Regions from separate parts of the Homo sapiens genome. Here region 2 is linked to region 1. The links are chromatin loops, found by intact Hi-C in ENCODE. Cell type or tissue: GM12878. All regions are shown on one strand. Each heading gives the region's core, and the rest is flanking DNA. Links, peaks and the distances in the headings are about the cores only. Region 1 holds the start of LOC124903530 (a long non-coding RNA gene). Region 2 has its middle 15 kb from the start of MIR6881.

Evidence for each region. Peaks named below come from ENCODE experiments on the same cell type or tissue, not always from the same donor. Only the 100,000 strongest peaks of a DNase experiment are listed, where the experiment ranks them.
Region 2: a loop joins it to region 1, with 6 times the contacts of the local background. A loop is called at or near these places in 1 of 110 quality-filtered maps.

The regions. Positions count from the first base shown.
Region 1 is chr15:75,129,844-75,132,751 of GRCh38, forward strand. LOC124903530 (a long non-coding RNA gene) reads left to right here and starts at 1,093. Exons shown (of 2, transcript XR_007064721.1): 1 at 1,093-1,343. RefSeq lists enhancers at 893-1,082, 1,123-1,182, 1,353-1,602. In GM12878, for the core only: no CTCF peak of the experiment used is centred there; DNase peaks (open chromatin) are centred at 923 and 1,248; H3K4me3 peaks cover 749 bases; H3K27ac peaks cover 2,229 bases.
Region 2 is chr15:74,395,272-74,398,179 of GRCh38, forward strand. No RefSeq gene overlaps it. Among named protein-coding and RNA genes, the nearest start is that of MIR6881, 15 kb to the right of the region's middle. RefSeq lists enhancers at 990-1,059, 1,080-1,149, 1,200-1,549, 1,231-2,430, 1,600-1,799 and 3 more. In GM12878, for the core only: no CTCF peak of the experiment used is centred there; DNase peaks (open chromatin) are centred at 1,370 and 2,270; H3K4me3 peaks cover 1,690 bases; H3K27ac peaks cover 2,500 bases.

The DNA.
Region 1 (2,908 bases), core at 226-2,725:
CTACCCAGGGATTATGGCCTGTTCCTGGAGACTCATTCCTGGACCCAGAAGGAAGGAGCAGCAGCTATATGGGGCACGTTCTTGTCATGGCAGATTACTGCAGCATGAGAAGGCATGTCCAACTGAGCAAGCACATTTCAAAACTTCTCATGTCAGGTTCACAAGTTTCCTACTGGCCAAAGCAAGTCACATGGCCAAACACAAAATCAAAAGGTGGGAAAGTATTCTCTGTCCACCATGGCAAGGATGTGGGTGGATAATTATATTACAAGGGACAAATAATTCAATCTTTCACAGTCTTTGGGGATCCAGGGCACTGCCTTTGTTCATGCCCCAGCACTTCTCATCAAGACAAAAGAACATCCTGCTAGGAGACTTTCCTGCCACTAGCAGAGCCCCTTCAAACCTAGTGGCAGCTAGAGTGATTTTTTTTTTTTTTTTAACTAGCTCTCCTCTAGTTTTGTCTGTTTGTGTGTATGGTAAAAAAATGCATAAGATAAAATTTACCATCTTTTTTTTTTGAGACAGAGTTTTGTCTTGTTGCACAGGGTGGAGTGCAATGGTGCATTCTTGGCTCACTGCAACCTACGCCTCCCAGGTTCAAGCTATTTTCCTGCCTCAGCCTCCCGAGTAGCTGGGATTACAGGCATGCGCCACCACGCCCAGCTAATTTTTGTATTTTTAGTTGAGACAGGGTTTCACCATGTTAGCCAGGCTGGTCTCAAACTTCTGACCTCAGGTGATTCACCAGCCTCAGCTCCCAAAGTGCTGGGATTATAGGCGTGAGCCACCACACCCATGCCTGGCTCCCCTTTCCTTTTTTTTGTTGTTTTTTTTTTTTGTTTTTTTTGCATAGAGTCTCACCCTGTTGTCCAGACTGGAGTACAGTGGTGTGAACTCGGCTCACTGCAACCTCTGCCTCCTGGGTTCAAGCAATTCTCCTGCGTCAGCCACCTGAGCAGCTGGGACTACAGCCGTGTACCACCACACCTGGCTAATTTTCGTATTTTTAGTAGAGACAGGGTTTCACCATGTTGGCCAGGCTAGTCTCGAACTCCTGACATCAAGTGATCCACCTGGCTTGGTCTCCCAAAGTGCTGGGATTACAGACGTGAGCCACTGTGCCTGGCCAAAATTTACCATCTTAACCATTTCTAAGTATAGAGTTAAGTACCGTTAGTTAAATTCGCATTGTTATGGAAGAGCTCTCCGGAATTTTTTTAGCTTGCAAAAGTGAAACTATACCCATGAAACTAACACCTCTGTATTTCCCTCTCCCCAGCCCCTGACAACCACTATTCTACTTTCTGTTTCTATGAATTTGACTACTATAGACAACTCATGTAAGTAGAATCACATAGTATCTGTGTTTTGGGGACTGGCTTATTTCACTTAATAAGATGTTCTCAAGGTTCAACCATGTTGTAGCATGTGTCAGAATTTCCTTCCTTTTTAAGGCTCAATAATATTCCGTTGTATGTATATACCTCATTTTCTTTATCCATTTGTCAGTGGACACTTGGGTTGCTTTTGACCTCTTGGCTATTACAACTAGTGCTGCTGTAAGCATAGTGTGGAAATATCTCCTTGAGATCCTGTTTTCAATTATTTTGGCTGTAAAACCAGAAGTGAGATGGTTGGGTCATAGGATAGTTCTATTTTTAGTGTTTTAGGAACTTCCATATTGTTTCCCATAGTAGCTGCCCCATTTTACATTCCCACCAGCAGTGCAGAAGCATTCCAGTTTTCACACATTATTGCCAACACTTGTTATTTTCTGTTATTTTGATACTAATTATCCTAATACGTGTGTTTTTTTTCTTTTTTATTTTGGAGACAAGAGTTTTGCTCTTGTCTCCCAGGCTGAAGTGCAGTGACGCAATCTCAGCTTACTGCAACCTCTGCCTCCTGGGTTCAAGTGATTCTCCTGTCTCAGCCTCCTAAGTAGCTGGAATTACAGGTGCCTGCCACCACAACTGGCTAATTTTTTGTATTTTTAGTAGAGACAGGGGTTTTACCATGTTGGCCAGGCTGGTCTCGAACTCCTGACCTCAGGTGATCCACCTGCCTCAGCCTCCCAAAGTGCTGGGATTACAGGCGTGAGCCACAATGCCGGGCCTCAATTTTTTAATTAAATTTTTTATTTTGAGATAATTATAGATTCACATGCATTATAAGAAATAATATAGACAGATTCCATGTACTCTTCACCTGGTTTCCTTCTCATTTCCTCAGTGGCAACATCTTGCACAATAGTACAATATCCACAGCCAGGAAATTGATATTGATACAATCCATAGATCTTGTTCAGATTTCAGCAGCTTACATATTCAGAGTGACATTTTAAACAAGCAAATCTGATCCTATCACTTACCTGCTTAAAACTTTTCCAAGGATGTTCATTACATAATTGTTTGAACTGGTTTATTTTTGAGACGGAGTCTCGCTCTATTGACCAGGCTGGAGTGCAGTGGTGTGATCTCGGCTCACTGCAAGCTCCACCTCTGGGTTCATGCCATTCTCCTGCCTCAGCCTCCCAAGTAGCTGGGACTACTGGCGCCCACCACCATGCCCGGCTAATTTTTGTATTTTTAGTAGAGACGGGGTTTCACCGTGTTAGCCAGGATGGTCTCGATCTCCTGACCTTGTGATCCGCCCGCCTCACCCTCCGAAAGTGCTGGGATTACAGGCGTGAACCACCGCGCTGGGCCTGAACTTGTTAAAAAATGAGAACCAACCTAAATGTCCAGCAGCAGCAGGATGGTTGAATAGATTACATTGCGTCCATATAATAGGCACACAATCCAGCCAGGAAAACTTGGAGCAGTCGTATGTACGCTGATATGGGCTGGGTTCCATGGTCTATTCTTTTCCTACGGAAAAAAGCCAGGTACAGGATTGTGAATAC
Region 2 (2,908 bases), core at 194-2,693, 730 kb before region 1:
CACCAGACCCAGGATCTAGCCCCAAGTCTGAGTGATGCAGAATTCACGCCCTCACCTCTGTGCCATCCTGCCTCCTTCAGCAGTAGGGCTGGAGCGCATGGTGAGGGGCCAGTTCTACTTTCTGCCTCAGTCAGGATCGGTCCACTTGAGCGTGATATGTGGGGGCCGAGCCGGGAGGCGTTGGAGCTAGCCGAGGAGATGAGGCCAGCCCCCAAACACTTCCAGAACACTCTGAGCCTTCATGAAGGCTGCAGGAGGGAGCATGGCCTCTTGCCCACATTCTCCCCACCTGGGATCTTCTCTCTGGCGGCTGCCTCTGCCTCCCCATCAGCGCCAGAGCAGGACTGGCAGTGGCACCCCAGGCACCAGTGAGCAGGCTACAGGGTCCGTCCCCACCTAGGGCTGCATGGTCAGACCCCTTGAAGAGGGAATGGCAGAACCTCAAGACCTTGGGTGGAGGGCAGCCCAGGAGAGCCAGCCCCAGGCCATGCCATGGCTCCGTGGCTCATGTGGGCAGCCCCCCACTGGCCCTCACAGAGGCAGAGCTGAGTCAGCAGCCAGGGTCGGGGTGCCTCTGAGGCCCAGGCCTACTTCACTGGGAGGTGTCCCTGCACAGAAGTGAGAGGGCTCAGGAGGGGCCTGGCTCTCTGCCTCTGCTGCTTCAGGAAAAGTCCTGCTCCTTGGCTGAGCCCTCAGGGTCCTTCTCCAGCCCCCTGCCCACCGCCTGCCCTCCGGTCTCCTACACCCCCTCACACTCCAGTCAGTCATGTGGAAATGCTTGCAGTTCTCCACATGGGTTATTCCACTGCCTGCCTCCACGCCTCTGACCACGCAGCTCCTTCTTTTCCAGCTAACTCCCACTTGTCCGCAAAGACAATTCAAGAGTCCCTTGGAGCAGCCTGTTCGCACCTATGCACTCACACAGCACCTTGTTTGTTTAGACCCGCCCAGTGCCTCACAGCAACCCCATCTGGGTTCACTGTCAGAGCTCTGAGCCCACGGGGCTACTCGTCCCAAAGGCATACAGCATGTCCCAACATCTGACTTCGAAGCTGGGACAGGCCTGGCTCCGGGAGGGACAGAGGCTTCTACCTGGGGTAGCTGAGCTGTCCAAAGAAGTTTCAGCCATGTCGAGCCCCTGGCGTTGCCGAAATCCCCCACCCCACGGTGCCACAGCACCAGGGCAGCCCCTAGGAAAAGCCAGCCCCTCAGAGGCCCTGTGCTAAAGACCAGAAATTGCCCCTGGGTCTCCGCAGGAGTTCTGCAATGGGGAAGTGAGCCCTCCTGAGGCCTGGCTGGCAGGAGGCTCTTCAAGGCCAGCATCATGTGGACTTCCCCCAACCACTCGCGTTTCTGCACAGCAGCCACGGAGACCTGGGGGCTGCTGAAAAACGAGATCAGAAGGCAACGTCAGCCTGAGTGGGCTGAAACCTGAGATGAGGAAATGAGAAGACGTCAGGGGGCTGGAGGACATGGGTTTGAGGACAGCCAGCACCCAGCACTGCAGCTGAGGCCTCCTGAGGGAGCCAGAGGGAAAGCAAGTCCCCTCCCTGCGGCCTGAGTCTCTGCCAGTGCCCAGCACTCCCAAAGGATCCACCCCAACCTGAGAGACCCCAAAGACATTGGAGCAGCCCCAGACACCTCCTCCCAGGGCCACAAAGGCCCCTGACAAGCCCACAGCAGTCCAAGGCCTCCAACTGGAGTCATCTTTGGTAAATCTGGGGCCCATCAGCACCCACTGCCCTTCCTGGTGCCCTAAGCATGCTGGCAGGGGGACTGGAAACTGCATCCCAGTTTGCAGTGGGTGTATGTCTCATACACCCACAATACCTGATGTGGGCGTGACTCACCTTGGGGACCTGTGAGTCAATAAGGGTGTATGAGTAAGGGGCAGAGCATTTCAACTTAGTCCCATAGCACATGAGCTCACTAAGCAAACATTACCTATGTCTAGATTTGGGGCCAGTCACTACCCACTGGAGGCTGTGGGCTCCAAGGTATGGCAGCAGGGGAGGCCAGCCAGGCTCTGCCCAGCTTGCCCCTCCTTGTGAGGACGGACCCAGCCAGGCCTCCCGCATCCGCCCTTAGACTGGGGGACCCTGGGTGGGGGTAGAAAGGGGGACTGAAAGTGGTGTCTGGAGTTAAGCCCATCTCCTCATCCCCCACCATGGGGATCAAGATGGGGGCTAAGAGTCACCCCACCACCACCCCAACCCACTCTGAACGCAAAACAGAAGGGGACAAGCAAAACAGAACTGAAACTGGGCAAAGGAGAAACAGGTCTGGGCCCGCCCCAGGGACCTCTGTATCTCACCCCTTACCCATACACATCCTGACCAGGGCCTCTCCCCCAGCCTGGGAAAACCTTTCAAGCTTGGCCCTCTCTCACCTGGGCTCTCTCAGCCTCCTGCCCTCCCCCATCTTCCCTGCTCCCAGCCTCATGCTGCCCCAGGCCTCACCCCATCAGAGCTAAAAGGACCCCAGGCTGGGCATCTGTAGATCAGGGATCTGGTCTCCCTCTGCCACTACCTTTTGGGATGACCTTTGGGAAGTCATTCCCTTCTCTGAGCCACAGTTTCCTCATCTGGCCTGGGCTGTGGGCATAGAATCTGCAGGTGAGGGCTCTAATGGGTGAGTTTCAGGCCAGGCTGAGACTTTTCACATTATAACACTGAGGCACCCAGCACCTTGACTACCACTCATCCTGGGGACTTGGGAAGGGACAGAGGCTGGGATTGGACAGTAACAGCCAAGACCTTCCCAGGGCACAAACGCTGCCTCCCTGAAGCCTGCCCTGACTGTCCATGCAGGTCACTCCCATCACTTCACCTCCTCCTTCCCTCCACTCAGCACCAGCCACCACTGGGTCACATCTATGTCCCTTTGGCTCTGCAAGAGCAGCCTGGAC